2 separate regions of the Homo sapiens genome follow, and region 2 is linked to region 1. A link is an interaction called in ENCODE POLR2A ChIA-PET data of the cell type or tissue named here. Cell type or tissue: CD4-positive, alpha-beta T cell. All regions are shown on one strand. Links, peaks and the distances in the headings refer to the core of each region. The heading gives the core; the rest is flanking DNA. Region 1 overlaps ANKRD11 (ankyrin repeat domain containing 11). Region 2 overlaps ANKRD11 (ankyrin repeat domain containing 11).

What was found. ChIA-PET counts read pairs that join two places held together with the same protein. Peaks named below come from ENCODE experiments on the same cell type or tissue, not always from the same donor. Only the 100,000 strongest peaks of a DNase experiment are listed, where the experiment ranks them.
Region 2: POLR2A ChIA-PET joins it to region 1 with 5 read pairs; 4 of 35 experiments call an interaction of 5 or more read pairs at or near these places.

Annotation. Positions count from the first base shown.
Region 1 is chr16:89,300,990-89,305,989 of GRCh38, forward strand. It overlaps ANKRD11 (ankyrin repeat domain containing 11), which reads right to left. Exons shown (of 13, transcript NM_013275.6): 4 at 4,217-4,355. Among named protein-coding and RNA genes, the nearest start is that of ZNF778, 86 kb to the left of the region's middle. In CD4-positive, alpha-beta T cell, for the core only: no CTCF peak of the experiment used is centred there; no DNase peak of the experiment used is centred there.
Region 2 is chr16:89,412,750-89,430,409 of GRCh38, forward strand. ANKRD11 (ankyrin repeat domain containing 11) reads right to left here. Exons shown (of 13, transcript NM_013275.6): 2 at 5,535-5,619. It overlaps LOC128462377, which reads right to left and starts at 5,543. Exons shown (of 2, transcript NM_001416403.1): 1 at 5,535-5,543. The coding sequence starts at 5,543. RefSeq lists enhancers at 6,824-7,325, 7,326-7,825, 10,482-10,982, 10,569-10,668 and a silencer at 12,100-12,209. In CD4-positive, alpha-beta T cell, for the core only: no CTCF peak of the experiment used is centred there; DNase peaks (open chromatin) are centred at 9,912 and 10,322.

The DNA of each region.
Region 1 (5,000 bases), core at 1-5,000:
TCACAGACGAAGGCGCAGGAGAAACAGCGGGGCAGGAGGCTCCCCAGAACCCCAGGGAGGCCAGGCAATGATGCACAGCAACCTCAAAAACATTCGCTGGTTGACTGATTATTTATTTATCTATTTTATTTTTTATGGACAGGGTCTCACTCTGTCGCCCAGGCTGGAGGGCAGTGGCGCAATCACGGCTCACTGCAGCCTTGACCTCCTAGCCTCAAGGGATCCTCCCGCCAAAGTGCTGGAAGGGTGAAGGGTGTGAGCCACTGTGCCTGGCTACTTTTAGATTTTTTAAGTTTTGGGAAACCTTACACATATAAAAAAGTAGACAAAGTAGTATCATTTGAAGCAAATCCCAGATATCATATAATTTAATATGAATGCTTTCAGTGATAAGGCTTTTTAAACTGAGACCACCCTTGAGGTGGTAGAGGACAGACTTCAAAAGCAGATACAAGAGGCCCCGGGCAGACAGGGCAGGCAGAGCAGGGCAGGCAAGATGGGCTAGAAGTCCCAGGGCAAGCTGGTCTGAGAGGGCTCGGTGGGCAGAGCTGTCTTGGGGCCGGGACATGGCAGGTGCCTTCCCACTCCTTGCTGCACCCACAGCCCTTACAGAGGCCTGGTCCTAGGACGGGCTCTTGCCCAGCGCTCTGGAAGACACAGAGGTGATGCTGTCACATGCTCACGTCTGCCTGGACAGCCTCCAGGCTGCTGTGCAGGGACCACGCGGATGCACAGCCTCGGGGACTGCTTTAAACTGGGCTGATTCACAACAGACAGAATCACATTGTTCTTGGCAGGCGGCCCCCAGCCCTGACTAAGCACCGCAGAGGCCACATCTCCATGGCACTGGACCGCGGGCAGGGCCGACTCAACCCTGCATCTGGGAGGCGGGAAGCCATCCCCACAGCAACATGGAGGTCTCTGAGGGAGACGTGCCAGCCTCTGCCACTTGGACACAGCCAAGGCATCCGGCACGGTGGTGACCCTGCATCCCTCCCACCATAGCAAGGGGCACCCACACCCCTCCAGAGAGGCCTGACTGCTGGGGACCAGAGAAGAGTCTCTTGTCTGTCACGTGTCAGTTAACCCTGCACCAATGTTTCTCTTCTCATCCCTGCTGGTGTGCGCCTCTCCCTCCACCCCACTCATTTCTGAGCAAGAACGGCTCCTCTGGGGGAAGGAGGGGACGCGGCGTGTGTGAGAGCCACAGCGCCCAGCAGCCTCCCGGCCCAGGGTGGGGCTGAACGCACTGGAGTTGGACTCGCTACTATTTATTTATTTAGAGACGGAGTCTTGCTCTGTTGCCAGGCTGGAGTGCAATGGCGCAATCTTGGCTCACTGCAACCTCCACCTATTGGGTTCACGCAATTCTCCTGCCTCAGCCTCCCGAGTAGCTGGGATTACAGGCACCCGCCGCCACACCTGGCTAATTTTTGTATTTTTAGTAGCGACAGGGTTTCTTCATGTTGGTCAGGCTGGTCTCGAACTCCTGACCTTGTGATCTGCCCGCCTCGGCCTCCCAAAGTACTGGGATTACAGCCGTGAGCCACCGCGCCTGGCTGTGGACTTGCTACTTTAAGAGGGTCCTGGTTAAAATGCAAGCTTCTAGGATAAGCAACGCTCCACACTCATACATCAGAACAATCTTCCTAGGAAATCTAGTTTTGCAACATTAAACAAGAAGTTATTAAAATTGGCCCCGAAAGGGTGATAAACACAGGAGGACAAATACTACGTTTCTTAGGTCTTTTTGTTACAATCCTTGCCTGGAAAATTCTATTTTCAAAATGTTCTTTACTGTTTTCCCACCTCACAGGGATTCTCACCTACCCTGTCCTCACCTAGGCCTGCCCCTCACAGAGTAAGGACATGGTGTTCAACACGCAGTTCCAGGAGCACCCAGGGCTGTGGCAGAAAATATCCCAGAGACCCACAGAGAGCGAGAATGGCCTCAGTGGGCCAGCACGGCTGGCACCACGCAGGCGCTAACCATCAACAGACAGACCCCGGAAGCTTCTGACAACACAACAGGGCCCTGGGTGAGAGCTTCTCTGCACCATGATGAAACGGCCACCACAAAGAGACCTGAGCAGCCAGATGGGGTGGGCACCAGGTAGCCCTGGGAACGCCACCTTACCAAGTGGGATCATTCTCCCAGGAAGCAGAAGCAGATGCTTGTCTCATTAACCCTTTCAGCAACACCTCCAGAGACATCACAGAAACACCTCAAAGGTCTGAGGCCAACTCCCGCATGGCCACTGTGCAAAGAGCTAACAGCTACGTATCAACATGACGGCCTTCTACAACCAAAACCAGCATGGGGACCAAAGACGGCAAACACAGGGTTTCAGGCCTGGACTGACTTTCTCTAGGCCTAAAGCCCGAGAGTACACAGCACCGCTGGGAGCTCCAGGGAGTCACCCAGGCCCTCCCTTCTGGGGGCTGAGGTCCCTTACACAACCCATCCACACATTCTGTCCACTCACTTCCCCGTGTCTCCCAGTGTTCTTCCTCGGAGCTGTCCGCTGCTGGGAAGAGGAGTCCTCCTGGGCCTGTGCTGGTGTCCCTGCAGCCTTCCTGTCCCCAGATGTGCTGGCCCAGAGACAGGAGCCATGTGCCTGGCACTGCACCTGCCCCTCACTTCCCATCTGGGAAAACCAGCCCTCTCTGCTGGCCTTTCACTCAGCAGAGTCTCCACCTGGCTACTGTGAGCACATCCCTGGAGCACCCCACATAGGACAGGAGGGGCCACAGGCCTGCGGCAGCCACACAATCATAAAGGCTGAAGCTTGCTGAGCTGTGCTGACAAAAGCTGGGGTGTGGATCCTCTTTACTGGCTGTGCCTGCTGCCGTTCCTCTTCAACAATCTCCTTCGTATCACGAGCTCTTCTCACCTGGACCACTTCCCCCATCTGCTCTCAAGCCCGCATCCTGGCACAGCCTCTACGCCTTGTGCTATGGCTGCATTCAAGAAGTCTCAGGAAGCCAGGGACAGAGCCGAGGGCCTGACTCAGCACTCTCCCGGTTCACTCCAGGCTTTGTGGCCAGCTTAGTGCTCTACTGCCTCCAACCTTCCCCAGCAGGGCTGTAGAGAAGCTGGATGACCAGGAGGACAAGGAGGCCTCTGGACACAAGAATCACCAAAGAGCAAGCACGGCCAGCGCAGAGGCCTCTGGGCTCCCTGCAAGCAGCTCAAGACAGAATCCACTGGGAAGGTGTCACTGCAGAAGGCGCTGACCCCACCAGGAGCGTGTGCACATGAACACACATGGGCTTGCACACGGGCACACAGGCATGCACACATGGGCACACAGGCACACACGTACACATGGGCACACACAGGCATGCACACACACACGGGCGCATACACAGGCATGCACATGCACACACATGCAAACGCACACATGGGCATACACACATGAGCGCACATATATACAGGCACACACAGGCACACAAAAGCATACACATACTCAGGCACACATGGGCACACATACACGGGCATAGACGGGCACGCATACACAGGCACACATACAGGCACACACATGGGTACACACAAGCACATACACGGGCACACACATACATGGGTACATACAAGTACATACACACACGGGCACACACACGGGCATACATACAGGCACACACATGAGGGCATGCACACAGATACACGGGCATGTGCACATGGGCACACATACACACAGGCATACACACTTGGGCACACACTCTGGCACAGGCACACAGCACACACATTCCTGCTCTGCAGCCTCAGACCCCGCCTGTGCTTGGGAAGACCTCCCTGCCTCCTGCTCACTTTTAGGGCTCCCTTTGGTTTTTACTACAAGCAATGGAGTTTCTTCCTGTGCCTTTGTGGCCCTGAGGGGAACCACTGTCTCCCTCCCGTGTCCAGCTGTCAGAAGACCCACAGGTGAGCAGCCCCATACCTCGCCCAGGGCTGGACATGCACCGGGTGCATCTCCACGTGTGTGGGACCCAAGAGTGAAGCTCTCCAATCGGCCCCATGGGCCTGAGCCTCGGGTGCAAAGGAGGTGGCATGTGGGGGCCTGTGCTCCGCCCCTGCTGCCTCTTGCCTGGACGGCGTGCAGGGTGCTAGAGTGCGTCCCAGTGCAAAGCCGGAGGTGCGGGGGCCAGGGACGCCCTGCCTGGGCTGCTCCGGGCTGCCTGTGGAGGGCTGACTGCAGGAGGGGCCGCGGGCTGGTACCTGTGTCCGAGTCCTTCTGCTCCCCATTGGCGCCCGCGGTGAAGGGCAGCTTCCGCTTGCTGGCTCGCTCCCTCACCTCCTTCCCGCCATCGCCACGCTCCAGTTTTGGGGTCTTGGTTAGAGAAACTTTATCTTTATCCTAGAAAAGAAAGGGATGCTTTCAGTCGTGATGTCCAAATTACATTCTCAAGCTCTCAAGATTTTGTTTCATATGCCAGGAGAAGCGCATCTCTTATTTGGGCAATGAACACCCTCCCTGCACCCCAGGGCGTGGCTGTGTGAGGCTGGTCACCGACCGCAGAACCTTCACCCAGAAGCCCGGGGTCGGGCTGTGGCTCAGCCCTGACTCTGGCCCATTTCTCATCCTGCGCACCGGAGGGACGCTCAGGAAATCGCTGGTGTGTGTGGAGAAAGCAGAGGAGACACACACGCGCTACCTCTCACTCCGCAGACACGCGCTACCTCCCACTCCGCAGACACGCGCCACCTCCCACTCCGCAGACACGCGCCACCTCCCACTCCGCAGACACGCGCCACCTACCTCCCACTCCGCAGACACGCGCCACCTCCCACTCCGCAGACACGCGCCACCTCCCACTCCGCAGACATGCGCCACTTACCTCCCACTCCGCAGACACGCACCACCTCCCACTCCGCAGACACGCACCACCCACCTCCCACTCCGCAGACACGTGCCACCCACCTCCCACTCCGCAGACACGCGCCACCCACCTCCCACTCCGCAGACACGCGCCACCCACCTCCCACTCCGCAGACACGCGCC
Region 2 (17,660 bases), core at 7,526-12,525, 120 kb after region 1:
TAAAAAAATAAAACACTGGCCCCATGAGAATCACTGTAGTTAACAAAAGAAATACAGTAACCGCAATATTATAACCTACAAACAAAAAGCCATTCTCAGTCCCCCAGCAGGACCTCTCCATGCCTCCCAGGTCAGCAGAGGACAGAGGACAGCAGAGGTCACAGGTCAGCAGAGGTCCCAGCACTCAGAGCCGGATTCCAGCTAAAAGCACACATGAGGGAAAACAGCTGACAGCCAGAGCTCCCAATGGGGAGCTCCAATGTTCCAAACCCTCCCCCAGGCCCTGGGACTCTCTGCCCATCAACCAGAGCCTGGAGGGGGAGGGAGTAGGAGGGGGCGCCGCTCAGCCACAAGTGCCCATTTTCACATGAACAGGTCTAACTTAAATGACACAGCATCTTCTATAAGTTACTGCAGTTTAAAGATGCCTAGCCACAGATAATTCCTCAGAACTCTAAAATAAAAACTGATTCTACTAAACAATGGAGTTATTTATCTTGGCATAATTACTACGCATATTTTTTTGATAATAATGGAAGTATGGTGTTACCTGTTTCTAAATCTTAACAAAAACTTATGTTGAAAATGGAAGTGGACTGGGCGCAGTGGCTCACGCCTGTAATCCCAGCACTTTGGGAGGCTGAGGTGGGCAGATCACGAGGTCAGGAGACCGACACCATCCTAGCTAACACGAGGAAACCCCGTCTCTACTAAAGATACAAAAAATTAGCCGGGCGTGGTGGCGGGCACCTATAGTCCCAGCTACTTGGGAGGCTGAGGCAGGAGAATGGCGTGAACCCGGGAGGCGGAGCTTGCAGTGAGCCGAGGTCGCACCACTGCACTCCAGCCTGGGCGACAGCCAGACTGTCTCAAAAAAAGAAAAAAATAAAGGAAATGGAAGTGAACTCACAGTGGCACCTACAAATCCCTTACAGACCTGCAAACCTAGTCCTGTGGCTGTCAGCAGCCGCCAGGAACCCCTGGAGCATTCTACGGCAGGACACAGAAACAGCCGACAAGCTCCCCAGGGGTGAGGGTGCCAGGGAGACTCTGCACTCCCACAACGCCCTAGGATGCAGAGGGGCCTGCCCAGAAAGAGCCTCTCTCTGCTTTCAAGGCCAGACTGGGGGGAGGCAGGAGGGTGGTACCAAAAACAGCAGCCCTTCCCCTCCCCACCTCCAACCTGGCCACCCAGACAGGGACCCCAGCACAGCAACAGCAAGCGGAGGGGGCTCGGCTCTGGCTGAGCTGACTTCCAGCCCAGCCACCACCACGGGCCTGCACACCCTCCGCCACGGGCCTGCACACCCTCCAGGATGCCACAGGCACAGCTGCTCGGACTGCGCACTCGGGGACACTGAGGCGCACGATCGCACCTGCCTTACAAGTTCAACATTTCAGCAAGACAGAACCTGATTACTTTTCCATCTTAAATGGAGATGTCAATTAAAAATGTAAAACATTAAGTCCAAGCCTCTTTTCATATGAACAACACTGCCTTTGTTATCATTAACAAACCACTTTCAAAACCCCCAATTTTTGGGAAAGGTAATTTGAAAGTCCCATTTCACAGCAAGCACAAATGGAACACCCACATGTTGCAAGGGTCAGCAGTCCGCTGTCACTCACGGCCACACTCACTGGGAACCGCGTGCTGGGGTCATCGGGGGTCACGCAGCCGCACCGCCTGAGAGGACTAACCCTTCTGTTTTGCCAAGAAAGATGTCAGCTTCAACTACTTTTATACTGGAGAAACAATTTACAAACTAAAATTGTTTTAAAGCCTCTATTTTCATGCAGTTTTGTTTCTGTAAAGTGTTATTTAATCTCCAAGGAAGTCTTTACAGTAGATACGACCGTGACCACTGTCCTGGGTAGGAGACTGAGGCTCGGAGAGTGGAAGGGAGGGGCCAGGGCCACAGAGCTAGCACCAGTCAGCCCATCACACAAGGCTGTCGGGGACCCTATGTCACTGCGGCCACACCTGGCCCAACCTCAGGGCAGGACCAGCCTAGAATCCATCCAAGCTGGGCACCTAAGTCACGCCCAGATGGGAGAGAAGAGCACAGCACCGTGTACTGAAGAAGCGACTGTGGATCTCATCTCAACGGCTCACATTCCACCCCAAGGAATCAAAGTGAAACACGGGAATGACACAAATACCAACATGAAAAATATCAGAGCACCTGTAACATTCTTATTCTTCTTTATTTGGGACAGGGTCTCACCCTGCGGCCCAGGCTGGAGTGCAGTGGTGTGATCATAGCTCACTGCAGCCTCAACCTCCTGGGCTCAAGTGATCCTTCCTCCCCGCTCAGCCTCCCCAAGTAGCTGAGACCACAGGCGCATGCATGCCACCATGCCTGGCTCATTTTTTTATTTTTTGTAGAGATGCGGTCTCGTCATGTTACTCAGGCTGGTCTCGCACTCCTGAGCTCAAGTGATCTACCCACCCCTTCCTCCCAAAGTGCTGGGATTACAGGTGGGAGCCACTGCACCTGGCCAGCTATTCTTTTTTTTTTTTTTTTTTTTTGAGATGGAGTCTCCCTCTGTCGCCCAGGCTGGAGCGCAGTGGTGCGATCTCGGTTTACTGCAAGCTCCGCCTCCCAGGTTCACGCCATTCTCCTGCCTCAGCCTCCCGAGTAGCTGGGACTACAGGCGCCTGCCACCATGCCCGGCTAATTTTTTGTATTTTTAGTAGAGACGGGGTTTCACCGTGTTAGCCAGGATGGTCTTGATCTCCTGACCTCATGATCCACCCGCCTCGGCCTCCCAAAGTGCTGGGATTACAGGTGTGAGCCACTGCGCCCGGCAAGCTATTCTTTTTTTAAACCCTGCATTTTAATGCCAGATAAAACAATGGAGAACAGGCATTCAAGACCAGCCTGGCCAACACAGTGAAACCCTATCTCTACTAAAAACACAAAAATCAGCTGGGTGTGGTGGTGGGTACCTGTAATCCCAGCTAGTTGGGAGGCTGAGGCAGGAGAAACTCTTGAATCTGGGAGGTGGAGGTTGCAGTGAGCCGAGATTGCACCACTACACTCCAGGCCCTGCACAACAAAGCTAGACTCTGTCTCAAAAAAAAAAAAAAAAAAAAACAATGGAGAACCAGCCTCAGTGAGGTCCTCAGGAGGCCCTCACATGCCCATGTGGGTCACGGCGCCTCTGGTCACACTGCGCCCAACCTCTGCTCAGCAGGGCCTCTCTGTAGCAACACTGCAGTCTCCCTGATGGGAGGCCACAACAGACCTCATGCTAAGGGCCTTCCTCGTATTCAATCTAACCACCACAGGCAAACAAAAGACAAAATCAATACTGAGGATCTATAGTTCACAAAAGTGACAAATGGCATTAAACACCTTAGATTATTACTGTGGCATGGTCAAAAATGCCAACATTTCCTATGTCATCAAACCTAAGTATCAGTACATCTATTGTTCTCAATCCACTAGAGTGCTAGACATTTAGGCCAATTCCAGGTCCTGTCAGCAGAGTTGCTGATAGCTTGCTCCCCTTTAATCAGAGAAGCCTGTATTTTGAATCCATCGATTTTTTTTTTTCCCCAGAGACAGAGTCTTGCTCTGTCGCCCAGGCTCAAGTGCGGTGTTGTGATCTTGGCTCACTGAAACCTCCGCCTCCCAGTTCAAGCAACGCTCCTGCCTCAGCCTCCCAACTAGCTGGGATCACAGGCATTCGCCACCACGTCCGGTTAATATTTACATTTTTAATAGAGATGGGGTTTCACCATGTTGGCAGGCTGGTCTGGAACTCCTGGCCTCAAGTGATCCACCCACCTTGACATCTCAAAGTGCTGGGATTACAGGCGTGAGCCACTGTGCCTGGCCACTAATTGCTGATTAATAATTTTATTTTTCACACTAGTAAGCAGCATTTTGGCCAGGTGTGGTGGCTCACACCTGTAATCCCAGCACTTTGGGAGGCTGAGGCAGGAGGATTGCTTGAGAGCAGGGGTTCAAGACAGGCCTGGACAACGTAACAAGACTCTGTTTCTACAAAAAAAAAAAAAAAATTAAAAAAAGAAAATGCAGCATTTTGCTTTTCCTTGTCATACATTAAGGTCAGCAGTATCCTTTTCACAAAGAGGCACAGCTCAGACCCTGGGGTGTGGGGTGCTCCCTCATCGCTGCCCCCCTTTTCCCATGTACCTGGCCCCTCCATGGCACCCCTTTTATCACAACCAGGCTCAGTCCACCTCCAGATCTTGAAAAATGTCTCACCTGATCACAAACATGCCCACTACCCAGGCTGGCTTCATTCTAACTACAAACCATCCCACAGATTAAGAGAAGACAATTCTAGACCTATTTTCAAGGATATCTCAGATTCCCTTTCCTTCAAACCTCACCTCTATTTCCAAGGAAAGAATTCAGTCATATGAAAGAAAGCAGTCAGGTGTATTTTAAAGTGGCCTGACTCCAGGCGACTGAGATAAGGAACAGATACACCAAACTATGAAGCTCCCGAAAGAAGCTGCAGGAAAGGTTCTTTCACGTTTGCTGGGAGTAACAACACAAAACAGATTATGTATTTTTGGAATGTTCACTTTAAAACCATGACTCACACCTGGCCAAAATATGAAAATTTAATTTAGCCAAGTTTTCTCTTCAACTGCTGTCAATCCACATATCAGAGAAAATAACCTGCCAGTTCACCATGCGTCTCTGGAAGGAGGGAGGACTCTGCCCTACAGCGACACGTGCTTGCTCAGAGCCAAGGCCAAAGTCTTTTTGGAGACTGCTGCCGCTCCTCTCAAAAAACATGCCAGTGACTCCCAGGAGGAGGCAAGGAGTCAGGGCTGGCGAACCAGGCTCCCACTCCTTACCTGCCAACCATACACACTGGTCTCCAGCTCCTAGGAAAAGCCAGAATAGCCATCTAGAGGGTTCAGCAACAGCACTATGCCCAGAAGCACAGGACAGCCCGGCGAGACCACCAGGAACCTAACAAGAGCACAACAGCTCCCAGGATACAGAATCCTCATCCAAGGACAACCCAGCAAGACCACCAGGATCCTAACGAGCAGAACAGCTCCCAGGATACAGAATCCTCATCCAAGGACAACCAGGCAAGACCACCAGGATCCTAACGAGCAGAACAGCTCCCAGGATACAGAATCCTCACGCAAACTGTTAACACAACATGCTCAGAGCACACAACACACAGCACAGGGTGGGGGTCTCAGTCATCACCAGACCATCTGAGGATGAAGAAAATTAAAGGAGGACAAGAGGAAATAAACTTCTTTTATAGGCTATTAACAACCTATTTAATTTTTCAGCAGATTTCTTCTCACTGTGACACCAAGGATCCCATTCATTAATCCAAAAATGCTTACCTGTTACCACTCTGAATACACTCTAAGTGAAATCCAGAACAAAATTCACAACATTTCGACAAAACTCTATCAAGTCCAAGAAAACCAACCTGGACACTCACGCATTATTTTGATACTTATTTTTACAAATCAATGACAAAAACATAAATTGATAGAGAATGCAGTGAGTATTTACCGATTCCATAGCTGAAAGTCAGTGCTGACGAGGACTGTCTTTTAAATCCAATGGAGGTGTGTCCCAGAGCAGGGCTGTATATATTCTGAAACAAGAGAGTGAGATTAGCTCATGTCAATAATAATTTCAGCCTCAGTTCTTTCATCGCTCTCGTCTCCCTCCATTTGGTCCACACGGTTTATTCCATCGCCCTTCCTCTCCCATGACCCACTGCTCAGCTCCTGGTCACTGTGCCAAGGCCAAAACTTAACTTCATTCATCAAATACCTTTACGTCACAATGCAGCAATTGCAACAACTTAAAGGTAAATCCAAAGTCCAGCACAAAAAAGAGTAGATGACACTGATACAATCTTGTGAAATCACCATAAAACCAGATTTTAGAGGCTCTGGGGCTTTTTATACGTAAGAAACCAAATAACCCAAGTGGGCAATCTCGCCACAGAAACAAAACATTACCAGTAAGCTAAGTTTTTAAAAGGCCTTTTTTTTTTTTTTGGAGACAGAGTTTCACTCTTGTCCCCCAGGCTGGAGTGCAGTGGCGTGATCTCAGCTCACTGCAACCTCCACCTCCCCTCCTGGGTTCAAGCGATTCTCCTACCTCAGCCTCCCGAGTAGATGGGATTACAGGCGCTCGCCACCCACCCCCGGCTGATCTGGACCTCCTGACCTCAGGTGTTCCAATCACCTCGGCCTTCCAAAGTGTTAGGATTACAGGCGTCAGCCACCATGCCCAGCCTTAAAAGGCTAATTTTAACTTTAAGAAGCATATTAAGTTTTAAACTACATAAAAGGTGCAAAAAAAGATAAGGTGGTTTTCATTTCCACTGAGTATTTTAAGAGGAAAAGATTATACTGCAGTACCATTTTTTTAAAAAGCTGAATAAAGCCATGCATGGTGGCTCACGCCTGTAATCCCAGCACTTTGGGAGGCCGAGGTGGGCGGATCACTTGAGGTCATGAGTTCAAGACCAGCCTGGCCAACAGGGCAAAACCCCGTCTCTACTGAAAATACAAAAAATTAACCAGGTGTGGTGGCTTGTACCTGTAACCCCAACTACTTGGGAGGCTGGGGCAGGTGAATCACTTGAATCTGCGAGGCAAAGGTTGCAGTGAGCTGAGACTGCACCACTGCACTCCAGCCTGGGTGACAGAGCGAAACTCGTCTTAAAAAAAAAAAAAAAAGGCAGCTGAATAAAACTATATAATTTCCCTGAAGAGCTCTGGGGACTCCAAGAATAAAACAAACCAGTCTAAATGGGGGAAAAAAAATCTATACCCATGTTACTTCAGTCCCATCCAAACATCAGGCTCTCCTCCAACTCCAAACACTTCCGTGTGCAGAACCAGGGAAGGAAGCACAGACAGGATTGAAGGCAGCTCCCAGGACAGGGCTTGCTGGTGCAGGGTTCCCCGGCTCTGCACTTAGCATCCGAGAGAATCGCGTGTTTCCTGAGCAACACTCCTGGCACATGCGTTTTGCAAAGATGGAGTGAGGTTTTTCCTCCTTACACTCCTGGAAGATGGAGTGAGGTTTTTCCTCCTTACACTCCTGGACAGGATTGTTCAAAGCTGCCATTAACCTCAAGGACCATTAAAAATAAGTGTGTGATGGGTGCGCTGGCTCACGCCTGTAATCCCAGCACTTCAGGAGGCTGAGGCAGGCGGATTGCTTGAGCCCAGAAGTTGGAGACCAGCCTGGGCAACACGGCGAGTCCCCATCTCTACAAAAAATTCAAAAAATTAGCTGGGCATGGTGGCGTGCGCCTGTAGCCGGAGCTACTCACACCACTGCACAGCAGCCTCAATCCATCAATCAATAAAAATAAATGTGAATACGCAGCTTCTAGTCACCACACAGCCTGGTTTCAGTGAAAAGCAGCAAGTGTGCCACGAAGCTTTCCGTAAAAGAGCTCAGAGAGGGGAAGAGCATCAGCAGCAGGAAGCCAGCGAGGAACCCCAGCATCGACCTCCAGAGTCCTGAGAGCACTCAAAGCATCATGAGTCCAACGATTTGCAAGCTCACTGCCACTGGCATTTGGGTTCAGCGCGCCAACAGGGTTGAGCAGCGTCGGTCTTCTAGATGCCAGTAAGGCCACCCAGCAAATCCTGGCAACCAAAAATGTCTCCAGACGATGTCCGCTAAAGGGCAAAACACGCCGGTGAGAACTGCTGCTTTAATGCAGCTGCTGTTTCCCATGTATGAAGAAACTGGGCCCAAATCAGGTGAAAGTGAAAAACATCAGTTAAAAGTGAAACAAAACTCAGTTTTCTGTTGTCTTAGGGTCCCACAGGGTATGGAAAGCAAGTTGGGAAGAGAAAATTCTGGTCTGAAGGTCTTTTCTTTCTGACTGACAGACAATCTCAGTAACTGATCCCATTATCTCTGGAAGACAGTACCAATCCAGAGCCTCTAAAATATTTGGAATAAACATTACAGATTTTTCTTAAGAGACAGGGTCTCACTGTGTTGCCAAGGCTGGGAATGGAGTGGTGCAAACACAGCTCACTGCGGCCTCAACCTCCTGGGCCCAAGGGGTCCTCCCACCTCAGCCTCCCAAGTAAAGACATTTTCTAAGGTGTGAAAAAAAGCTTCATTTAGAATACATGTTCACATCAAAACCACCACCACGACTATAAACAAGCTATGTTGTCAAACAGAAAAGCACCAGGCTACACTTCTTACTGTCAGCTCCTGCCTACAGCAACTCAGGAATCAACAGGCCTGTGGAGGCTGAGTGCAGACAGAGACCATGGAGACATGAAGGGTCAGTGTGTGATGACGGAGTCAGGGAGTCAGGGATGGGACCATCACCCATCCATGTCTGGGGGTGGGGCTGAGACACGAAGGGTCAGTGTGTGATGACGGAGTCAGGGATGGGACCATCACCCGTCCATGTCTGGGGGTGGGGGTGAGACACGAAGGGTCGGTGTGTGATGACGGAGTCAGGGATGGGACCATCACCCGTCCATGTCTGGGGGTGGGGGTGAGACACGAAGGGTCGGTGTGTGATGACGGAGTCAGGGATGGGACCATCACCCGTCCATGTCTGGGGGTGGGGGTGAGACACGAAGGGTCGGTGTGTGATGACGGAGTCAGGGATGGGACCATCACCCGTCCATGTCTGGGGGCGGGGGTGAGACACGAAGGGTCGGTGTGTGATGACGGAGTCAGGGATGGGACCATCACCCGTCCATGTCTGGGGGTGGGGCTGAGACACGAAGGGTCGGTGTGTGGTGACGGAGTCAGGGATGGGACCATCACCCGTCCATGTCTGGGGGCGGGGGTGAGACACGAAGGGTCGGTGTGTGATGACGGAGTCAGGGATGGGACCATCACCCGTCCATGTCTGGGGGCGGGGGTGAGACACGAAGGGTCGGTGTGTGATGACGGAGTCAGGGATGGGACCATCACCCGTCCACGTCTGGGGGTGGGGGTGAGACACGAAGGGTCGGTGTGTGATGACGGAGTCAGGGATGGGACCATCACCCGTCCATGTCTGGGGGTGGGGGTGAGACACGAAGGGTCAGTGTGTGATGACAGGACCACTGCCCATCCATGTCTTGGGGCAGGGGTGGGGGTAACCAAAACCAGAATCCAGTTAAAACAACAGGGAGTTGCTTCTACCTATGGAAATGGCAACAGGACAAGATGATAACCCAGGTGCTAAGGAGTCGGCTACACGCATTCTGTGTTAGGAAACCCAGGAGGTACTAATGGCGGCTCTCTCTGAATGGTGGAGCAATGTGAGGTTTTAAATGCTCTTACCACTCTGGACTCCTTACTCTCATCAACCCCTTTAAGTGGGTTATTTGCCACGTTAGGGATAGGGAAAGAAAATTATTTAATACAATCAACGGGTAAAAAGTTAAAGTTACCTAAGAAGAAAGAGCTCTAGGCCAAACCTATAATCCCAGAACTTTAAGAGGCCGAGGTGGGAGGATCACTTCCGCACAGAAGCTCAAGGCTGCAGTCAGTTAGGGTGGCACCACTGCACTCCACCTGGGCGAGCGACTGAGACCCTAAGAATATCCAAACCATTAAAAGAATTTTTTTACAGAATTTTTCTTTTAAAAAAAGCAATTTTAAAAAAAAGGATCTTGGATGTTATCACCAAAAAGAAGTGGTATTTGAGGGGATGGACACAGTAACCACCCTGGTCTCATCGGTAAACAAGGCATCCACGGACTGAGGCATCCTACCGGACTCCACTAACAGGTGCGACTATGGGTCAGTAATAAACACACTTTTCAATATGTCAAGTAATAACACGATATTCGCGCTGACCCAATCGCACCCCACCTCTTTCAACGCCCTGGGCTCTCCCCTCGCTTTGTTGCATGAGAGCTGCTTTACTCACTGCTCTCGACGAACAGTCACAGCCACGAGCACCGTCCGAAACAGAATCACAGCCTCCCTGGGAAGGAAGCTGGGCAGACCTGATGCTTATTTTTGGAAAGGAACGGAAGTTCAAGATTGCTCATGTTTTTATTACAGTCTCCCTTTTCTCCCCTAAGAGAATCACAAGTTTCAGGAGACTCTGACTGACACAACTGTATTAATGTTTAATTCACTCCCACTTTAATCACTTTTTTCTTTTTTTCTTTCTTTATATCAAAGCACATCAATAATCACTTTTTTCAATCAGGAGATCTACAACTGCTTGCTAACCATAGTCTTCAATCCGCTAAGATGAGCAATTCTTTCTGTCCACACTGACTAACCCCAACTGACAGCAGAGAAAAACCACGAGGCCTGTGGCTGCCCCACACCGCTGCTCCTTCAGACAACCAAGGGCCACGGTGGTTTCACAGCTGTGAGCTCAGGCCCCTCAGCTCCCTCCCGTGAGCCACCTTCCCAACACCCTCAGAGCCCAGGAGTCCATGTTAGCAAAGACAGGTCCCTACACTGGCCTTGGTCTCAAAACGCTGCTAGCCAGAGCTATGACCTTATGCAAACAATGATTTTCATTCGCGTTAGGCTGGGTGGGAGGGTCCACAGGGGAGCCACTGACGATGGGCATCTGCCCCCGACACTGGCTGACTAACCAGCACCATTAACCCTGGGCTCCGAACGGCAGTCACACCAGCCTGTCTCAGGGCCAGGTCTGTCTTTTCCCTGCTTCCCACAGAACGGCCCGCAGTGCATTCCTTTCATGAGTACAGGAGCATACGGATGGGTTTTAAGAGACTAGTGCGGAGCTGTGGCTTTCTTGACAAATACTTTTTCAGTAACTTCAAATACATGCACAGAGAAGGCATGAGATGTGTGGTTAGAGTTAACCTGAAAGCACAAGGTGGTGCCTGCAGCAGCAGGCACTCAGCACCTGACCCAACTCAACTCAAACATGTGAGCCCACCATTACTAGAGGTCAAAAATGGTCCAATAAACTCCACTCAGTTGTTCACAGCTGTTTTATTCATAAGCACCAGAAACTGGAATCAGCCCAGATGTGCTTCGATGGTGTAAGAAAACGTTTTAAATGGTCCGTTTTCCAGGCATGATAAATCTACGCAATGGCAGCCAGCCTGCGGATGTAACAAACCGCACGGCTCGTGCACCTAGAAGGTCACAATAAGCGAACAAAATGTAGAAGAGGGGTCAGCCCATAAATGGGAAGAAAGTTTCAGTATTGGGAAATCAAAACTTAAGCGGGTAAGAGGACAGGGTACAACCTTGTAAGCGGGTAAGGGGACGGCGTACAACGGGATAATGAAACTCAGGCGACCTCCGGGAAGATTGTAACCCCATAGTACTCGACCAGTGAGGAACTGGGGGAGGGACTTGCATTAGAGGAGATAAACTACCTGCTGTGACTGCCCCGGGTGTACCTGCCTACCAGGCACCTGATCTTGCAAGACTGCCATTAAAAATCTTGCTTCCTGGCTGGGCGCAGTGGCTCACACCTATAATCCCAGCACTTTGAGTCAGGCAGATCACCTGAGGTTGGGAGTTCGAGACCAGCGTGGCCAACATGGAGAAACCCCGTCTGTACTAAAAATACAAAATTAGCCAGGCGTGGTGGCGCATGCCTGTAATCCCAGCTACTCGGGAGACTGAAGCAGGAGAATCACTTGAACCCAGGAGACGGAGGTTGCAGCAAGCCAAGATCACACCTCTGCACTCCAGGCTGGGTGACAAGAGCAAAACTCTGTCTCAAAAAAAAAAAAGAGAGAGAAAGAAAAAAGTCTCATTTCTGCTGTTCTGTGTGTCTCCAAGCCCAGTCTTTGGGTGTGGACGGGTGAATGTGTGTTTCTCACCATGGATAAATAAGCTGAGTCCACCCACACCACGGAGACCACTCAGCAACAAAACAGAGCGAACATTACGCTGAGCAAAAAGGCCAATCGAAAAGGTTACATTTCTACGACTCCATTTATATGACACTCTTATGACAAATTTTTCAAATGGAGGACAAATCAGTGGTTCTCAGGGGTTAGGGACCAGGGTGGGGAGATGGGCTGGAAGGGGCAAATGTGGCTAGAAAAGGGCAAAGGGCCGATCCTTGCGATTATGGAACTATTCAGCACCGCAACACGGCAGGGACGGGGGCCCCCAGTGGTGAACACGCACAGAACTCAAATCAATCAATCTCTCTCTCTAACACACACGTACAAGTAAACTTCAGGCAACCTGAGTAAGACCGGTCAGCGATACCGTGTCCACATCCTGGCTGTGACGTTCTATTAAGGCCACAGTTCTCCAATGTGTTACCATTCGAAGAGAGGAGGAGACTGGCCGAAGTGTACAAAGGGCTCTCAAGGATTTCTTACAACAAAACACAAGCTCAAACTATTTAAAAAAAAAAAAAAAGTCCAAAAAAGAAAGAGTCCAATATTGACAATTTCATATGGTTTTATCTAGCACCAACTCACTTTATCCTCACAATAATCCCACAGAGTAGGTATCATTATTATCTCCCCTTTGCACATGAGAAAACTGAGGCCCTAGAAGTGTGAGAAATTTAGTCAAGGTCACATTTTAAATGGTGGGGCCAAGACCTGAAACCAGGCTGGCTGGCTCCAGTGCCCACACTCTTCACCACGATCAGTCTTGAAACTGGAAATGGAAAACATGGACATGAATCTGCTATTATTATGGCTTAAAAATCTTACAATGTAACTTTAGAGGACTTAAAGGGAACACTAAAGACCTACCATCCAGCCTCATCTCATTTTAGTTCTCAATCAAAAAAAGACACAGCCAATTGGATTCCACTCCCACAATGGTGCCAGGAGCCCCACAATCCCAAGGCCAGCTGGTGCAGACAGGTCACCTATCCACTCTGATCAAACCATTCTCCTGACCTCGGTCGGTCTCCTTCGTTTTTTCAGGTTGGGGGCGGACAAGGTGGGCCGGTTATTTCGATTTTTTCGGGCTGGGGGCAGAGAAGGTGCAGTTATTTGTTTCCTGTTTCTGGTGTTTCTTTTTTAAGGGTGGGGTGCTATTCATTTCGTTTTCTCTGATTTAAAGTGAAAGAGAAGGCTCCAGGGAATAAAGGCAACTACGCAAACTTCAGAACTGAGGTGAGCCTGAGGAGGAACTAGAAGGAAAACCAGGCTTCCTTCTTCAGTGCAAATGTTTCTTTTTACTACAGGAAAAAACGAAACAGGAAACAAAATGAATGTTCCCAAACAATTCTCTTTATACCATTTAGCAGAAAAAGGTGCAAAGTGGATGAATGCAGAACGAGAACAAGGGGGAACGATTTCACACAACCGTTCTTCCCTTTCCATAATGCCTGCCCTGATAGGAATCAAACTCCTCTGCTAAAGAACAAAAGCCAACTATGGAAGGCAGGAGAACCTTCAGTCCTCAGAGGAGGCATCCGACTCCTGCCAAAACCTTCCCTTCCTCACCGGATCCAGGGGAATGGCAAAAACAATTCGTGTTTGAAAGTAAACAGATACACAGCTATAACAAAAAAAACAAAGGAAGCTGTAGATCAGAAACTGGGAAATACCTGAAAATTAGAGGAGGACAAAGGCATGAAATCAAACTAGAGAAAGTGACACAAAAGCCAACAGTGAAAACAGCCCCAATAACACACAGGAGAAGGTGGAGGAAGGACAGTGCTGGACTGTGCAATACCTGCCTCCCTCCCGCAGGAGGCCCGGCTCCACAAGACCCCAACCAGCGCCGGCCGAGTTCACAAGCTCCCTGAGCAACAAACACCAACTCCCTGCGTGGCTTCACTAAAACAAGCCTTGAAAGGGAACAAGAGGCTCTGATGGTCACTTAAACATCACACACACACACACACACACACACACACACACACACAAATCTGAAATCCTGACCAATGAAGACATAAGACCAACCTTTCAGAAAGCCTAAATCAGGCGCATATAGATGACCAATTTATTTCTAGCTCTTAGTAAACCCACAGAATTCCAAATCAGCATCACAGTCTAATGGCAAAACTCAAAAGGAAACATGAATATACTGTGATCTACTTGTCTTGAGCTCACTGTTGGCCTCACCATTTTATGATCGGCGTCATGGACACTGGGAAACAGAAAAGACGGAGAAATCCGGGAAGCGGCTGTTTCACTTCAGTGTGAAGCTCCTACTCAACAATCGCTTAGTTATTTGTGACCTCTCACAACACTCATCTGTTCTGTTTCTACAAAATGAATAATCCAAGTGGCAGTAGACATCAGGACACCTGTTACCAGCCTGTCTTTTGCCAAGTAGGAACCTCAGAATGAGATACAACTCCATGAAGAACCATCTCTTGGTATGCAACAAGGTCTTCAGTCAGTCAGTCAATCAATTCAGCAGAGCTGCATGATACAAGATCAATATACAAAAGTCAGCTGTATCATCATCATACACAAGCAATGAACAATCTGAAAAAGATTAAGGAAACATTTCCATTTAAAACAGCATCAAAAAGAATATTTAGCAACAAATTTAACCAAAGAAGTGTAAAACTTGCACCCTGTAACCACAAAACACTGTTGAAAGAAACCGAAGACCTAAATAAGTGGAGGGAAAAAATCCCATATTCATGGATCAAAAGACACAGTGTCTTTACGACAGCAACACCCCCCAGGGTGACCTGATGATTCAGTGCAGTAACTATCAGAATTCCAACGGCCTTTTTTCAAAAGTGATCCAAAAATCTAGATGGAATTGTAAACCTCTTACATACTACAACTTACAGAACTATACAACTTTTTCTTAAAACTTTTTTCAGAGTAGAAAAGACATAATTAAAATGTCTAGGGGCCGGGGTGGTGGCTCACGCCTGTAATCACAGCACTTTAGGAGGCCGAGGCGGGAGGATCACTTGATGTCAGGAGTTTGAGACCAGCCTGGCCAACATGGCGAAACCCCATCTCTACAATAAATACAAAAAAATTAGCTGGGTGTGGTGGCACATGCCTGTAATCCCAGCTACTTGGGAGGCTGAGGCAGGAGAACTGCTTGAACCCAGGAGGCAGAGGTTGCAGTGAGCTGAGATCGTGCCACTACATTCCAGCCTGGGAGACAGAGTATGCCTCAAAAAAAAAAAAGTCTAGTAATCGTATGATGCCAGGTTTTTCTAAAATGATTATTTTTAATTATTAAGGGGGCAAAATAAAACAAGGGCACTGATTTGACAGTTTTTTTAAACTCTTTAGTTTGAAAGGTTTAAAATTCTTCAATAATCTAGTGCCTCTAATCCCAGCACTTTGGGAGGCCAAGGCAGATGGATCACTTGAGGTCAGCAGTTTGAGACCAGCCTGGCCAACATGGTGAAACGCCATCTCTAATAAAAATACAAAAATTAGCCAGACATGGTGGCGCGCGCCTGTAATCCCAGCTACTCGGGAGGCTGAGGTGGGAGAATCACTTGAACCCAGGAGGCAGAGGTTGCAGTGAGCCAAGATCGTGCCACTGCACTACAGCCTAGGCAGCAGAGCAAGACTCCATCTCAAAAAAATAGATTAATTAATTAAAATAAAATTCTTTGGCCGGGCACGGTGGTTCACGCCTATAATCCCAGCACTTTGGGAGGCCAAGGCGGGCAGATCAGAAGGTCAGGAGATCGAGACCATCCTGGCCAACACGGTGAAACCCCGTCTCTACTAAAAATACAAAAAAATTAGCCAAGCGTGGTGGCGGGCGCCTATAGTCCCAGCTGCTGGGGAAGCTGAGGCAGGAAAATGTTGTGAACCTGGGAGGCGGAGCTTGCAGTGAGCCGAGACTGCGCCCTACACTCCAGCCTGGGTGACAGAGCGAGACTACATCTCAAAATGAAAGAATGAATGATGAATGAATGAATAAAATTCTGCAATAACCAACATAACATTATTTCCTTTAAAAATACACCACTGTCATAGGCCAGGCATGGTGGCCCATGCCTGTAATCCCAGCACTTTGGGAGGCCGAAGTGGATGGATCACGAAGTCAGGAGTTCGAGACCAGCCTGGCCAACATAGTGAAACCCCGTCTCCACTAAAAATACAAAAATTAGCCAGGCATGGTGGCAGGCGCCTGTAGTCCCAGCTACTCAGGAGGCTAAGGCAGGAGAATCACTTGAACCCAGGAGGCGGAGCTTGCAGTAAGCCAAGATCGTGCCAATGCATTATAGCCTGGGCAACAGAGCAAGACTCCACCTCAAAAAATAAAAATAAAAAAATAAGAATACACCACTGTCCCTGAATGTGCACTGTTCTTTTAATTTAGAATGTGAGCCCACAATGATTTGTACAGCCCAACATCTAAGATGCAATGAACAGAATGTAAATGGGGGTTGGGGGGAGGGAAGGGACTACACAGCTTCTGAGAGAACAGCAACGTCCCTGCAGCGTGGGATTCTCAACTCTCACGCTCAGACGTTCTAGTACACAGCAGGGACTCTCAACTCTCGCGCTCAGACGTTCTAGTACACAGCAGGGATTCTCAACTCTCACGCTCAGACGTTCTAGTACACAGCAGGGACTCTCAACTCTCACGCTCAGACGTTCTAGTACACAGCAGGGACTCTCAACTCTCACGCTCAGACGTTCTAGTACACAGCAGGTACTCTCAACTCTCGCGCTCAGACGTTCTAGTACACAGCAGGGACTCTCAACTCTCGCGCTCAGACGTTCTAGTACACAGCAGGGACTCTCAACTCTCGCGCTCAGACGTTCTAGTACACAGCAGGGACTCTCAACTCTCGCGCTCAGACGTTCTAGTACACAGCAGGGACTCTCAACTCTCGCGCTCAGTCGTTCTAGTACACAGCAGGGACTCTCAACTCTCAGGCTCAGACGTTCTAGTACACAGCAGGGACTCTCAACTCTCGCGCTCAGTCGTTCTAGTACACAGCAGGGACTCTCAACTCTCAGGCTCAGTCGTTCTAGTACACAGCAGGGACTCTCAACTCTCGCGCTCAGTCGTTCTAGTACACAGCAGGGACTCTCAACTCTCACGCTCAGTCGTTCTAGTACACAGCAGGGACTCTCAACTCTCACGCTCAGTCGTTCTAGTACACAGCAGGGACTCTCAACTCTCACGCTCAGTCGTTCTAGTACACAGCAGGTACTCTCAACTCTCGCGCTCAGACGTTCTAGTACACAGCAGGGACTCTCAACTCTCACGCTCAGACGTTCTAGTACACAGCAGGTACTCTCAACTCTCGCGCTCAGACGTTCTAGTACACAGCAGGGACTCTCAACTCTCGCGCTCAGACGTTCTAGTACACAGCAGGGATTCTCAACTCTCACGCTCAGTCGTTCTAGTACACAGCAGGGATTCTCAACTCTCACGCTCAGTCGTTCTAGTACACAGCAGGGACTCTCAACTCTCACGCTCAGACGTTCTAGTACACAGCAGGGACTCTCAACTCTCACGCTCAGACGTTCTAGTACACAGCAGGGACTCTCAACTCTCGCGCTCAGTCGTTCTAGTACATAGCAGGGACTCTCAACTCTCAGGCTCAGACGTTCTAGTACACAGCAGGGACTCTCAACTCTCGCGCTCAGTCGTTCTAGTACACAGCAGGGACTCTCAACTCTCAGGCTCAGTCGTTCTAGTACACAGCAGGGACTCTCAACTCTCGCGCTCAGACGTTCTAGTACACAGCAGGGACTCTCAACTCTCACGCTCAGTCGTTCTAGTACACAGCAGGGACTCTCAACTCTCACGCTC